2 separate regions of the Mus musculus genome follow, and region 2 is linked to region 1. Evidence: chromatin loops called from intact Hi-C (ENCODE). Cell type or tissue: heart. All regions are shown on one strand.

What was found. Hi-C counts contacts between places; a loop is a spot of excess contacts. Peaks named below come from ENCODE experiments on the same cell type or tissue, not always from the same donor. Only the 100,000 strongest peaks of a DNase experiment are listed, where the experiment ranks them.
Region 2: a loop joins it to region 1, with 4 times the contacts of the local background. A loop is called at or near these places in 9 of 42 quality-filtered maps.

The regions. Positions count from the first base shown.
Region 1 is chr11:97,094,155-97,102,154 of GRCm38, reverse strand. Tbx21 (T-box 21) reads left to right here. Exons shown (of 6, transcript NM_019507.2): 2 at 57-211; 3 at 555-676; 4 at 2,070-2,228; 5 at 2,324-2,385; 6 at 2,777-4,148. The coding sequence ends at 3,383. Among named protein-coding and RNA genes, the nearest start is that of Tbx21, 17 kb to the left of the region's middle. In heart, a CTCF peak has its summit at 261 (motif pointing left); a DNase peak (open chromatin) is centred at 3,184; H3K4me3 peaks cover 624 bases; H3K27me3 peaks cover 5,244 bases.
Region 2 is chr11:97,171,762-97,179,761 of GRCm38, reverse strand. It overlaps Kpnb1 (karyopherin (importin) beta 1), which reads left to right. Exons shown (of 22, transcript NM_008379.3): 6 at 835-894; 7 at 1,403-1,492; 8 at 2,406-2,516; 9 at 3,912-4,013; 10 at 6,485-6,709. Among named protein-coding and RNA genes, the nearest start is that of Kpnb1, 12 kb to the left of the region's middle. In heart, CTCF peaks have their summits at 2,492 and 2,703 (motif pointing right); no DNase peak of the experiment used is centred here.

The DNA of each region.
Region 1 (8,000 bases):
GGTGACTGCCACTGAGCCCTGGCTGATGGTCCCTGGAACTTCTCTGTTCCCCACAGGCGAATGTTCCCATTCCTGTCCTTCACCGTGGCCGGGCTGGAGCCCACAAGCCATTACAGGATGTTTGTGGATGTGGTCTTGGTGGACCAGCACCACTGGCGGTACCAGAGCGGCAAGTGGGTGCAGTGTGGAAAGGCAGAAGGCAGCATGCCAGGTACAAGCTTCGGGAGTGGTGGGCATGCGTTTCCTCCTAGACAGGGCGCCCCCTGGTGGATTACTCAAGCCCTTACCCCGATGTGAAGGATTGAACCCTACAGCCTATCCACCCACCTCACCCTTCCTTTGGCTTCTTACCTCTTCTCTAATTTGATTTAACTGAGGTGGGGAGTGGGGGAGGGAGAAAGAGACTCACTCTGCTCAGTCCTCTGCCCTTATCTGCCCCTGCTCAGCCTGTCTGTCCTCTCCCTTGCATCTTTCTCACGGTCCACTCAGAAGAGGCAAAATCCCACATCTCCAGTGTCTGGTCGATACTTGACAATAAGGTTAACTGTCCACAGGGAACCGCTTATATGTCCACCCAGACTCCCCCAACACCGGAGCCCACTGGATGCGCCAGGAAGTTTCATTTGGGAAGCTAAAGCTCACCAACAACAAGGGGGCTTCCAACAATGTGACCCAGGTAGGATTGTCAGACCCACCTGCCTATATGTCTGAGATCTACCCCCTGACATTTCCTAAGACCCACTTTGTACTGTTGGAGTCTCGTCTCCTCTCCTCTCCTCTTCTCCTCTCTTCCCTACATAGCCAAGGATAACCATGAACTTCTGTTCCATCTGCTCCTGAGGGTGAGATCACAGGCATGCACCACCAGGCCTGATTGATGTGGTTCAATCAGATATTGCACCAGACTAGACAAAGGTGCTAGCAATTGAGCTGCTCTATGCCCCGGCTCCTTTTCTTCCTCTCTATGAGTCTTTCCTACCCATCTTTGGGAGACAATGAGATGGGTGGACACTGGATCTCTGGCAGTGGTTGCTCCTGGGTCAACACAAGTCAGAACAACATGAGGGCTTCTTCACTAGATCATGATCTGTCACCGAGATGGTCCTAGAGCTTCAGGGAATGGATGTTCAGTGTGAAAGTGACTTTACATTGAACAATTATGGGTCTTGTTTTGGTTTGTTTTACACATTTACTTCATCCATCCATCCATCCATCCATCCATCCATCCATCCATCCATTTATCCATCTATCCATCCATCCATCTATCCATCCATCCATCCATCCATCCATCCATTTATCCATCTATCCATCCATCCATCTATCCATCCATCCATCCATCCATCTATCTATCTATCTATCTATCTATCTATCTATCTATCTATCTATCTATCTATCTATCATCTATCTACTTATGTAGTTATTTACTTAGTAAGTTACTCAGTTAGTTAGTTGTGGGGGAGTAAGTTGCTATGATGTGTTTGTGGAGGTCAGAGGACAACTTGCTGAAGTTGATTCCCTTTTTCTACCACGTGGATCCCAGGGATCAAACTCAGGTCGCCAGGCTTGGCAGCAAATGCCTTTATCTGATGAGCCATCTCCACAGACCCAGTCCTGTTTTGTTTTTTTGTTTTTTGTTTTTTTAAATTAAACAACAAAACAAAACCTGGAGCTGGAGAGAAGATTCAGTTGGTAAAGTGTTTCCCTTGAAAGACAAAGACCTGAGTTTCATCCCTAGAACCTAGGTTAAAAGAGAAAAGAAAAGCCAGTTGTAATGGCATGAACCAGTTATTTAAACACTGGGAGCGGGTGGCGGGGACACAGGTGGATCCCTAGGGCTCACTGGCCAGCCAGCCTACTTGGTGAGTTCCAGTAGGGATGCTTAGGGGAAGTTGCATGGTGGTAAGGTGGTCGAAGCCACAAGATGAACTCAGGCATCCTTTCTAGTCTGTCTCACTGTGGGGCTAGTAGTTACGTAGGAGAGTGCATCTAGAGATGAGGCCAGCTTGAGGTCAGGAGGACCTTCCTTCCAGCTCCTTCCGTGACCCTGTCACCCCCTGGCCCCTCTCCAGATGATCGTCCTGCAGTCTCTCCACAAGTACCAGCCCCGGCTGCACATCGTGGAGGTGAATGATGGAGAGCCAGAGGCTGCCTGCAGTGCTTCTAACACACACGTCTTTACTTTCCAAGAGACCCAGTTCATTGCAGTGACTGCCTACCAGAACGCAGAGGTGAGCCCGGGGACGGGCATCTGCCAGAGGGAGGGTGGGACAGACTTCTTGAGGAGGAAGAGGGGACTCAGAGAACTCTATTTCCCCGTCTCTAGATCACTCAGCTGAAAATCGACAACAACCCCTTTGCCAAAGGATTCCGGGAGAACTTTGAGTCGTAAGTGTTCTGAGTTCAAATCCCCTTTGGTCTTTCTGAGATGGGACTGTGGTTCAGTGCTCAACATGCCCTGTCTCTGCTTCAGGGGTCTGGGGACCATCATATTAGAAGCCTAATATAGCCTTGATCTCTCTTTCTCTCTCTCTGTCTCTCTCTGTCTCTCTCTGTCTCTGTCTCTCTGTATTTATTTTATTTATACGAGTACACAGTAGCTGTCTTCAGACACACCAGAAGAGGGCATTGGATCTCATTACAGACGGCTGTGAGCCACCATGTGGTTGTTGGGAATTGAACTCAGGACCTCTGGAAGAGCAAGCAGCCAGTGCTCTTAACTGCTGAGCCATCTCTCTAGCCCCCTCATTCATTGTTTTTATTTTTATTTATTTTTTAGCATGTACGCATCTGTTGATACGAGTGTCCCCTCGCCACCTGGACCCAACTGTCAACTGCTTGGGGGAGACCCCTTCTCACCTCTTCTATCCAACCAGTATCCTGTTCCCAGCCGTTTCTACCCCGACCTTCCAGGCCAGCCCAAGGATATGATCTCACAGCCTTACTGGCTGGGGACACCTCGGGAACACAGTTATGAAGCGGAGTTCCGAGCTGTGAGCATGAAGCCCACACTCCTACCCTCTGCCCCGGGGCCCACTGTGCCCTACTACCGGGGCCAAGACGTCCTGGCGCCTGGAGCTGGTTGGCCCGTGGCCCCTCAATACCCGCCCAAGATGAGCCCAGCTGGCTGGTTCCGGCCCATGCGAACTCTGCCCATGGACCCGGGCCTGGGATCCTCAGAGGAACAGGGCTCCTCCCCCTCGCTGTGGCCTGAGGTCACCTCCCTCCAGCCGGAGCCCAGCGACTCAGGACTAGGCGAAGGAGACACTAAGAGGAGGAGGATATCCCCCTATCCTTCCAGTGGCGACAGCTCCTCTCCCGCTGGGGCCCCTTCTCCTTTTGATAAGGAAACCGAAGGCCAGTTTTATAATTATTTTCCCAACTGAGAAAATGCCGCTGAATTGGAAGGTGCCCACTAACTTAGAAAACAGACGCGGGGCTGAGAGCCCCGAGCTCTTCCCCATCCCTTCCCTGTATAGTGATTGGTTGGAGAGGAAGCGGGGCAAGAAGGATTCTGGGGTTTACTTCTTGTTTCCTGGCCCACAAGGAAATACGACAGGAGTGTCCCCTGCCCCTTTCTCTGCCCGAACTACAGTCACGAACCTGGTGCTGCTTCTGACCCCATGGTTCCATGGAGAACGGAGAATGGACTCCAGAGAGTTTTGGACCCAGAGGGACTTCATGGCTTTCTGCGAGGTGGAGGGGTCGGGGTGGGGAGTCCAGGAGAGCTGCTCTCTTCCCCTGTCCAGTCAGTAACTTTCAACTGTTGGTCTGACACCTGTGTTAATCTCTGACCTGAAAGTGAAGATACACGCATTTTTACAACAGCCAGCCAAACAGAGAAGACTCAGGTGACTGCGGGCGGACTGGGCCACCTGCGAGGAGACAAGAGAGGGTGGGTGCAGAGGAAGGGTTTGAAGGGTGCACATTTCACCAGGCGAGGTCACTTTGAACCGGTGTGTACACACACGGGTGTCTCTTTTTTATTTCTTCGGGAGGGGGGAGGCTATTTATTGTAGAGAGTGGTGTCTGGATGTATTTCTTCTGTTTTGCATCACTTTCTGGAAATAAACATGGACCTGGTAAACACGCCCTCCTTCTGTGGCTGGTCGGTAGGAGGTGTGTGTGTGTGGATCAAAGTTTGCTGATCTAGCAAAGTTGTCCTGTGGGCTCTTGATTTTGGGGGGTAACTGCCAGGAACCTAAAGTGACCCCACTTAGGGATAAACTCAGAGTATGTCTTGTCCTCAGCACTCCAGCTGATGGTTCATGCCACCACATGTGACCAAAGGTGTATTGTGACCAAAGAGCCCCTCAGCCTATGTTGCCTGCTCAGAACCCTGGAGGGAGGCAGTGTGGGAGCAAGGTTAGGACCAGGCTGGGTCGGGTGGAGTTTAGGAAAGCCAGGACTCTTGATTTATCTTTGCATCACTCTCCATTTTTTAGGAGTTTGTTCAAGTGTTAAAGGCATAAGTAGAAATTATACCATGTGATGTTGCCACTCTTTTGTAGGTCACGATCAGGCATACACTAGCAATTCCACATGAGTCACCTTAGTACACACTCGGGCAGGATTAGCGCTTGATGAAGTCCTCAGTGTGGGAGCTCTCCTCTCTCTTTTCCCCCCACCCCTCTTATTTAGTTTTCATTCATAACCATAAACTTAACTCTGAAATCCAGCTAGACTTGGAGGGGAAGAAGGGAAATATGGGACCCCAGGCACTTCAGTGAGAGCAGAGATTACAGGGTGTTGCGAGCAGATGACGTGGGGGTGCTTTCCTGAGCTACAGAAGGAATGGTCTGGTGGGTAAGATGCTCGAAAGTCAAAAGAATTAGAGTTGTCCATGGTTGGAAGTGGGGATCTTATTTTCCTCCTGGTTTTGCCATTCCTGGACCCCCAAACACTCCATGGCTTCCACGATGTTCATGCCTTCTCTCCCCTTCCCCTCAGTCTTGGCAATGCAGGTGAAAAACCAGTGGGAAGCATTAATGTTTGGTCCAGCATTTGCATGGACAAGATGCCAATGACCAGGGCGCTTCAGGATGAAGTTCTCATGCTCCAACTTCTCCCTGTAGATGGACCTGCCGCCAGTGCCACGGTGGTGTGTGACATCACCACCTTGGCACATGAATCCTAGAATTACTGTGTGAGAGTAGGAACCCTTACACCCAAATCCTATCTCTCCAGACAGAGCTCAGAGCACGGAAGTTCTCTGCTGCCTTTGGAACTGTGTCTACAAACAGCTTAAAGATTATGTTGTAACCCAGGCTGGCTTCCAATTCACGGTGATCCTCCCGTCTCATCCTCCCAAGAGCTAGGATTACAGACACAAACCACCATGCCCAGCTTTCTAGCTCTCTGTTTCTGAGAGAGAGAGAGAGAGAGAGAGAGAGAGAGAGAGAGAGAGAGAGAGAGAGAGAATTTGAGTCAGGGGTAAATGGCTAGCTGCATGCACAGACTGACCACCCAAGCTTGATGCCTTGAATTCATGCAACAGCTGAATCTGGTAGCACACATCTGCCATCCCAGAGCTCCTAAGAGATGGGAGGCAGAGACAGGAGGGTGTCTTGGCAGCTTACCAGATGACTGGCACAGTAGGACAGTAGGAAAACAGTGGGGAAGAGAACAGTTTTAACTTGGCAAGAAGAGAACCAACCTCAAAAGATTGTTCTGATTTCCAGGTTGGCCTTACAACATAGACCAGGCTGGCCTCAAACTTACAGAGATCCACCTGCCTCTGCTTCCTGAGAGCTGGGATCAAAGATGTGCCCCACCACACCCAGCTGTGTATGTGTATATTTGTGTGGGTGCCATGGAAACCAGAAGTGGGTATCAGATTCCCTGAAGCTGGAGTCAGATGTGGTTTTGAGCCTCCAGATCAGTGATGGTTTGGTGGGAACCAAACTCAGGCCCTCTGTGACATCATCAGATGCTCTCAACTGATGAGCCACTGCTCCACACCCTAAAATTAAAAAAAAAACAAAACAATTCAAGCCAGTTGAGGTGGCAAGTGCCTGCAAACTCAGCACTCGGGTGACTGAGACAGGAAGGCAGACAGTTGGAGACCAACCCAGGCTGCACAGTGAGACCCTATAGTGAGGAAAAGAATAAGGACAACTGCAAATGATATCAAATTTTGCTACACTTGAATAACTGACATTACCATTCAATGGGTTAGACAAACAGAAATGGTTTATAAAATTGTGACCCTACAGAAATCATGTTTTGTCTTAATGAAAATGGTTGTATTTTAATTTGTAGATTAATAATACAAATAAGCAAAACACACACACACACACACACACACACACACACACACACGTACACACACACACAAACCTCTCAGAACCCAGCTGAAATAAGAGAATTGTGGGTTGGTGATAAAAGTTTCCTCACTAGCAGAACTATTCTTTGCACAGACACCCCTGAAATGAAGAAAAGAAAAAAAAATAGGGCTGGAGAGATGGCTCAGCGGTTAAGAGCACCGACTGCTCTTCCAAAGGTCCTGAGTTCAAATCCCAGCAACCACATGGTGGCTCACAACCATCCATGACAAAATCTGATGCTCTCTTCTGGAGTGTCTGAAGACAGCTACAGTATACTTACATATAATAAATAAATAAATAAATATTTTAAAAAAAAAGAAAAGAAAAAAAATAGTCTTTGAAAGGAACGCTGTAAGGTTAAGAAAGGTTTTTTGAGCTAGAGTTATAGATAGTTGTGAGCCACTATGTGGATGCTGGGAATTGAACCTGGGCCCTCTGCAGGAGCAACCAGTGCTCTTAACCACTAAGCCATCTTTCCAGTGCATTAAATTCTTTTGTATTCATTTACTTGCTCATTTTTATACGGATTAGTGTTTTGCCTGCATCTATGGCTGTACACTTGGGTAGAGTGCCTGATGCCCACAGAGGTCAGAAGAGGGTGTCAGATGCCCTGAGACTGGAATTTCAGAGGGTTGTGAGCCACCATGTGGGTGTTGGGAATTGAACCTAGGACTCTCCAGAAGAGCAACCAGTGCTTTAACCCACTGACCTATCTAGCTCCACACCACAAACTCCTAAGGCATTTCTCCACTATGTTTTAGTCGATACCATCTCTCTTTGGAATTATGATGCTATTTTGATTCATGATCATCCACTTTAAATTTAGGTGTTTCTTTCATCTTCTGTGTTCTGAATATTGAATGGCACATGTTGGTTTGAAGTCCTGTGGCAGGCTGGGAGTGGGTATGTGCATGTGGGTGGATGTTACTGAGGCTCAAACCCAGGGCCTCAGGTGTGCTAGGCAGGCACTCCACCAGAGAGCTACATTTCCAGTCTCATCGATGTTAAACCAGGGGTTCTCAACCTGTGGGTCTCGACCCCCCTTCCAAAGCACTGATGATTACATTGCAATTCAAAGTTATAGTCATGAAGCAACAAGATGATTTTGTGTGGGGGGGGCAGTTCTCACCACAGCATGAGGAATTCTACTAAAGAGTTGCAGCATTAGGAAGGTGGAGAATCAGGGCTCTGGATTCTCTTTCACATTGAAGTCTTAAATACTGGGTGATCCTTATCAACTCACATTTAATAGCAAGGCTCTGGTAGTCCCTTTAAGAGCACTTGGGTGTATAGGAGAAGTGGCTATCTCTCACGGGCTTCCCATAGGGTGATCCAGGAGGGTGACCCTGCAGAGAAGCTGGCAGTGGGGTGCTGGATCTGACCTTGATTAGCTTATGAAGCCTGAATGTATTGAATGCGGTGGCACCTTTAATCCCAGAGGCAGTTGGCTCTCTGTGAGTTCAAGACCAGCCTGGTCTACATAAGTGAGTTTCAGGACAGCTAGGGCTATATATTAGAGAAACCCTGTCTTAAAGAACAACAACAACAAAAGACCCTCAGGCCACACTCGCATGCAATCTGTTCCTTAAGACAAAGAACTAACAGGTGCCAGCCATACCTGTTAAGAGTCCTTAACTCTGAGGGAAAAGCCAGCCCAGCTTCACCCTCCCTCCCTTT
Region 2 (8,000 bases), 78 kb before region 1:
ATGTATTGCATTTTGTATATCAAGTCATCCATTTTGGGTAGCTTTTGCCTTTCGGATACTGTGAACAGTGCCCGGGGAAAGTGAGCATGTGGATGGTTTTTGAAAGCTGACTTCAGTGCATTTTAGCCTATACTCAGAAGTGGGATTACTGAGTCATATGGTCTGAAAATATTTTTTGATTTATGTTCATTGACACCTTGGATCAGTTTTTGTTTCTTGGCCTTGGGTTGTGAGAGCTAGGATAGCACAGCAAACTAATTTGTGTATGTGTGATTGGTTACTTTGTTTTCTGTTTTGTATGAGACAGGCTCTGAATGCTGGGATTAAAGGTGTACGCCACCATGCCCAGATTCAGAGCAAACTAATTATAATTGGTCCAGAAATGGAATTTTCCTTTGAGATCACAAAGAGTTAACAGTGAAGTTAACTGTTCTGTTTGCTCTTTACCGTGTTTGATGTGAATTTATCTTTCACAGAAAAAATTTGTCTCAGAAACCAAATGTTCTGAATACCTTTATTTTTTTTTTTTTTTTGAGGTATAGAGTTCACTCTCTATAACCCTGGCTAACCTAGAATCCATTATAAAACATGCTAGCCTGAAACTAATGAGATTTCCCTGTTCTCCCTCTACACATGCGCTAATCTTAAAAATTCCATATAAGGAAAGTGGTTTTCCCACGTGTAGGGTTTGGTTTTGGTTTTTCCTCTTCTCACCAGCTGTTGTTAGCCTTGTGACAGTCTTGGTCTCTCTGTCCCCCTGATGCCTTTCTTGTGGAGTCTTGACGCTTCCTACATGGAGTTAATTCATTCCTAATGCTCTTTTCCTTTCTGCAGTCTGAAAGGCACTTTATCATGCAAGTGGTCTGTGAAGCCACACAGTGTCCAGACACAAGGGTAAGTTTGTTGCTATTTGAAAATTCTCTCTCCCTGTCTTCCTAGGAAACACTCTTATCAGCCATTTGGAGATTTAGGGAATCATTGAATTAAATAAAGTTTGAGTAACCTTGCTAATGAAAGTTTTCTTCAACATACGTAATAGATAGATACTATTACTCTCTTAACGATAGAGAAGGTTTTGACCACCTTTGCTAATTTAGTGCCATGAGTTGTTCAGTGTAGACATTGTAGACATTGAAATGAACGGCGCGTTACTACTGCTGTGACCTAAATTTGACCCTGGAAGTTAGTGAAAGGAATGACTTGGTCTGGGTAGCACCAGTAGGTTTAACCCTTCTGTGGGTTTTCCTCATGGTACATGGAGGGGGGCAGACTGAATATACAAGAAGAGATGTTTAAAATGGAGGGGGTAGGTGACAGCGTTACTCAGAGGTGCCTTTAGTCATTAAGTCTTCCTTCGCAGACTGTTTGCTTTCTTAGTAACTGTTGCATCTGTTCCTAAAAGGTAAGAGTGGCTGCTTTACAGAATCTAGTGAAGATAATGTCCTTGTATTACCAGTACATGGAGACATACATGGGTCCTGCCCTTTTTGCAGTAAGTATTTTATGTAATTTGAACTTGTAGTTAGTTGCTGGGCTCATTATTTTTAATTACTATTTTGTAATTCTGTGGGTTTTTAGAAACTTAATATTATAAAGTCAAGAAAATTACTTGAGTATGGGTGTTAAGGCTTGTTGTTTATTTTTGTGAGACAGTGTTTCACACCATACATAGTTCCAGTTGGTCTGAAGCTCACTATATAGTCCAGAGTGGCCTCAAACTCAACAATCCTCTTTAGGGCTGGAATTATAGGTGTGAGTCCCCTGATGAATGGTAATTTTAACTTTATATGCCAAGAAGATGTCTGCTTTCTTTGGCATTATATATATATATGTCTACCACCAACACTCCAAACAGGGTCCCTGTGACCCTGGCTGTCCTGGAGCTTGCTCTGTAGACTAGGCTAGCCTTGAACTCTGTAGACTAGGCTAGCCAGGCTGCCTCTGCCTCCTGAGTGCCGAGTAGTGCTAGGATTGTTGTAATTAGAGGTGTGCATTCAATAAGATATTTTAACTGATATTTTGCAAGGCTTTTTGTTTTTTGTACTCAACTACACTACACAAATTGCTTTATTTATTTTTTAGAATTATCTATTTTACGTATATGAGGACATTGTTGCTGTCTTTAGACACACCAGAAGAGGGCATTGCATCCCATTACAGATGGTTGTGAGCTTTCATGTGGTTGCTGGGAATTGAACTCAGGACCTCTGAAAGAGCAGTCAGTGCTCTTAACCACTGAGCCCACAAATTGTATTTTTTTAATCTGTTTGTTTTTCTTTTTTAGAGGCAGGGTTTCTCCCAAGTGCTAGGATTAAAGGCATGCGCCACCACTGCCCAGCTGTATTTTTTTAATCTTGAATGTGTGGTTAAAAAGGTGTCTGACTTGGTGTCTTTTTTCCTTTCAGATCACAATTGAAGCAATGAAAAGTGACATTGATGAGGTGGCTCTCCAAGGGATAGAGTTCTGGTCCAATGTCTGTGATGAGGAAATGGATTTGGCCATTGAGGCTTCAGAGGTGAGCCTGGGGTGAGCCTCTCTGAGAAGAGCTGCCATTGTGTCAGGGCTTGACACATCATCTCCTGGAGGGGTTCTGTTCTGGCTGGGTGACTGTAGAGATTGTTTTTCGGCTTACCAGATTCCCTTACTAATAAGACAATGCATGTTTTTGCCAGTTTCAGGTATTTATACTGGTAGTTCTGTTGTGAACACAAGGGGGCAGCAGATTGTCAGCTTACTGAAGTGGCCGCAGGGAATTGTTTCCTTAGGACCAAGATGTGTAATTGACAACTTACCAGCTCTGGAGAAGTAGTCAGCTATGGGGAAAGGGTGTCTCTGACTGGGGACCTTGAGCAACTTTATCTTGAGTGACCCTTGTGTATCTCGTGAGCCAAAAAAGCACTGTATATCAGACTTAGTTGATTTTTCATATACATTTCCTGTGTGTTTTGAAAATACAGAACAGCCTCAGGTGTTCCTATCCATCTTGTTTTTGTTTTTGTTTTAATTAATTAATTAATTAATTATATGTAAATACACTGTAGCTGTCTTCAGACACTCCAGAAGAGGGAGTCAGATCTCGTTACGGATGGTTGTGAGCCACCATGTGGTTGCTGGGATTTGAACTCCAGAACTTTGGAAGAGCAGTCGGATGCTCTTACCCACTGAGCCATCTCACCAGCCCTGGGGGTTTTTTGAGAACTTGTTTCATAGGACTTGGGGCTTGCTGGTGGGGCTGGTAGCCAGTGAGCCTAGGACTCTACTCTCTCTGCACTGTAGTGCTAGGATTATGAACTTGTAAATCATAGCCAGTTGTTTTCTGTTTTGTTTTTAAAACAGGGTCTGACTATGTAGCTCTAGCTGTCCTAGAGCTCATGTGTCCCACTGCCTGTCAAGTGCTGTTGAAAGCATGCACCACTGTGTCGGGCAGCACACAGTTTTCTCATGTGCGATCTGGACAGGAAACTTTGCAAACATTTTACTAGACTGGGTTATCTTTCTAGCACTAGATGTCAGGTTATTAATAGTTTTTTTCTTTTTAATGTATTCAGGGATGACCCTGAGTTTCTGATTCTGTCTCCCATCTGCTAAGTATGGATCATCTCCCACTGACTTGTGCAGTGTTGGGGACTAAACCACAGGCTTTGCACACGCAAGAGAAGCACTGTAGCAACTGAGGTTCATCCCCAGTCTAAGAATGTAGTTCTAAAAGTAGGCATGGTCCTTTAATATACAGGAACGTGGTGCATAGATCTGCATATGTGTGCTACATAATGCTGACGTTGATCAGAGTATGGCCACCAGCTCCAAATACCACAGCGAACACAACCCTGGCATTATATACCTGCTGTCGTTCTTACTGTAGGTCGTAGCATTCATCATAACAACTTGTGTACTTTGTGTTTCTCCTCAGGCAGCAGAGCAAGGACGCCCCCCGGAGCACACCAGCAAATTTTACGCCAAGGGAGCACTGCAGTACTTGGTGCCCATCCTCACACAGACACTGACTAAACAGGTGAGCCTCTAGACTGGTTGGTTCCGTAGGGAACAGCTTCCATGCATGACGTTGGCGCCATCTGTTGTGGATGACTCAACTTGGGACTAGCTGAGCTGAGCCACTGAGTTGTGCCTGAGTGTTTCAAACATTTTGGTTGTGAACAAACCTTGCATTGCTGTGATTTCATGAATGCTATAGCATTTATACTCATGAAACATGTGTTTTGTATAAGTTCCAATAAAGATAGGTTGTGGGTAGTAGCAGGAAGCTTGCCTGGCATGCACCTGTTCCCTCTGCTTCAAAGAAGAAAAAGAAAAAGTAGAATTGATATGCTACCTATAGGGCTCTTAAAAGTCTGTTTTAGTATCTGCAATAGTTTCATGAAATCATTGGATTTATGTATGTATTTTTAAAAACGAATAAAGTTGGACACATCCAAAAAAGGACTCTTAACCCATGAAAAATACTTGTTAGGGGCTGGGAATTTGAGCTCAGTGGCAGAGTGCTTACCCACCATCATGTATGAAGCCCTGAGGTTAGGTCTTCAGGGCCACCTAAAACAAGGTGTGTGCCTGTGATCCTAACACTAGGATCTGGAGGTGGGAGGATCAGAAATTCAAATTCACTTGGCTACCTAGTGAGATCTGTCAAAAGAACCCTGGAACCTAATCCAAAGCCTTCCATGTCAGTTATTATTCATTACAATGGCTAAGTGATGGCTCAGGGGTTGAGAGTGAGTACTGGACTCAAGTAGCTACAGCTGCCAACTCCAGGAAGACCTGTATTTCTGGCCTGCCTTCACAGACACATGCATACACATATTTTAAACACATTCATTCATATTTGTAAACAAGAGCAAGTTGTCTTTTTGTTCTATTTTCTTAAGACAGAATTTCTCTGAGTAGCCTTTGCTTTCCTGGAATTCTGTAGACCAGACTGGCCTAAAATTCACAAAGAAAGGTTCATTACAAAATCAAAATCAAAGCTGTCTTGAAGATCTAAGTGATGGGTACATACAACATTCTTAGGTTTTTTTGTTTTGTTTAAGCTTTTTTTTTGTTTTGTTTTGTTTTTTGAGATAGGTTTTCTCTGTGTAGCCCTGGCTGTCCTGGAACTCACTCTGTAGAGTATGCTGGCCTCAAACTCAGAGATTTGCCTGCCTCTGCCTCTCAAGTGCTGGGATTAAAGGCATGTGCCACCACGCCTGGCTTGTTTAAGCTTTTTGAGGCAGGGTTTCTCTGTGTAGCCCTGACTGTCCTGGAACTCCACTTTGTACCCCATGCTGACCTGGAGCACAGAGTTCCACCTGTCTCTGCCTCCTGAGTGCTGGGACTAAAGGCAGCCAGAGGTCTCATGAGCACTGGATTTTATACCACTGCTCTCCTCACTTTATCCATTGCATTGTTTCCTGTTATCATGTTTATGAACTGTTACTAAGAGAATCTCGCAGTGTCCTGTGTGACTCTGAGCTGTGAAGTATTCTGTGCCGGAATGTACATGTTTCTCGGTGCATATCAGTCTCAGAGTTTGTTAGGAATATGCAAGTTTAATAGCTTTGACCCTTTTTTTTAAATGTATGTCTCTGTGTGTGTTGCTTCCATATGTCTGTACACCATTTGTGTGGCTGCTATTCTTGGAGGCCTAGAGAGGGTATCAGGTCTGGAGCTAGTAGCTATTGAAGACAAGCCCCTCTACATCTCTCCAGCATCTGCAATGCTTACCAGGAATGCCTTTACTTTTGAATATATTTGCTATATTTTTTCCTCCTGAACAGACTTTTTTTTTTTCTTTTTTGAGACAGGGTTGCATGTATCACAGGCTTATCTCAAACTTGATATATACTTTGACCCTTTTTCCACCTACCAGTGTTGGAGTTACAGGGGTGTTGTAGCATGGCTGCTATATGTATTGTTGACAACCAGTCTCAGGCTTTGCAAGCCCTCTACCAACAGCTACATTTCCACCTGCTGTTGGTTTGAGACAGGATCGTTGTACACCTGGTTAGTCTCAAACTAAGATAGTCCTCTTTCCTCAGGCTCTTAAGTCTTACTTTTACAGGTGTGCTCCACCAGCCTGGGCATTCTTATAGGTAGTGGAGGTTTCTTAATTCTATTGTACATGATAATTGTATTCTTCCATCTGTTTCTTGGGGTGACGTAGGTTATGCTGTGATGAAATGTGAAAAAAGTTTTTTGTTTTTTTAAATCAGTGTTTTATATTTTACTCCCTGATTAAGCTCTAATGATACTTGGGAGTATATAGCAAGCCTTCTAAGTGAATTCATTGCAAGAAAAGCTTACTTAGGCTGGGCGTGGTGGCGCACGCCTTTAATCCCAGCACTGGGGAGGCAGAGACAGGTGGATTTCTGAGTTTGAGGCCAGCCTGGTTGCAGGACAGCCAGGGCTACACAGAGAAATCCTGTCTCAAAAAAAAAAAAAAAAAAAAAAAAAAGCAAAGCAAAGCTTACGTAGTGCCACATCTGTCACCAGGATGAAAACGATGACGACGATGACTGGAACCCTTGCAAAGCAGCTGGGGTGTGCCTCATGCTCCTGTCCACCTGCTGTGAAGATGACATTGTGCCGCATGTCCTTCCCTTTATTAAAGAGCACATCAAGAACCCTGACTGGCGATACCGGGATGCAGCAGTGATGGCTTTTGGCAGTATCTTGGAAGGACCAGAGCCTAATCAACTGAAACCATTAGTCATACAGGTAAAGCCCGGGGAAGTTTTAGATTTGAAATGGAATGGGGGTGGAGAGTGCGCACATGTAATATATGTGTGACTCTAAATAATCACAAAGATTTCCAAATAATTGAATGGTTCGTAGCACAGGCCTACAAACCCAAATCACACATTCTTGTGGGGATTAACAGGTCAGTTGCTCAAGGGTGCCACCCTTAACTGGATAATAGTGAGACCATCCTATGCTATGCAATACATTTCCTGTCTTAGTATAGTTTCTTGTCATTAATGGTGAAATATATAACTTTTAAAATTTAGTCATGACCAAGAAACTTGAAAAAAAGAAAAGGCTTTACCTTATATCTCTTAACTTAGCACTTGTTTTCTGTAATTTTTGGAGAGCAGGATATGGAGCTCTCACTATGAAGATTGTCTTACCAGGATCTTTTCTTATTTTCTTTTTTTTAAATGCTACATTGTAAGCATTTTCCTGTTGCTTTTGGACTGGAGAGCCTCCACATATATCCCAGGGTAGCCTACTGCCTCAGCCTGTGAGTGCTGCCATATCCACTAGCTCTGAGCTCCAGGGCTCACAACGAATGTCTTCACTCAGCCTTCTAAGCAAATGGGAATTATACTGTGCAGTGCTTAGCCATTTACTCTGTGTTTGTTTGTTTGTTTGTTTGTTTGTTTGTTTGTTTAGGGTCCTGTGTGTTGGGCCTTAAATCAGGATGTGGGGTGATGCTGGCCTTGAACTCCAGATTTTTCTACTTCCACTACCCAAGTGTTGGGTAGATAGGCTCACCCCCCCATTTCTATAATTTTTAATGGTATTATTCTAGTCTTTGAACAAAATTTACATTATGTAATGTAGTCTTTCTTATGGAAATATTTTTATTTTGCTGGTATAAATGACAGAAGAGCTCATGGTAATTTAATTTTGTGCATAAAGAACTGAGTCTGTCAGGATAGAAGCCAGTGCCACTGTGATCACTTCTTGTCTTTACCTGTTCCATATAGACTGCTTGAAAGTATCCACTACAATCTTGAATCATATATGGAATTTGGTGAAGGGAAAGAACATTTTAAACTGTTTTGTTTACTGTTATTATTTTGTTTTACAAAGGATCTAAGAACATTCTATCATTATATGGGGCCAGGGATTGTTACTATTTCACATGAGGTCTTTGTAACTCAGGCTGGCATCAAACCTGGTACATACATAACACATACTAGCCACGGGTGCCCTTCGCTGCCCTTAGATCCCAAGTGCTGCAGATACAGGCATGTGCCACAATGCCCGTGAGTATTTCTTCTGA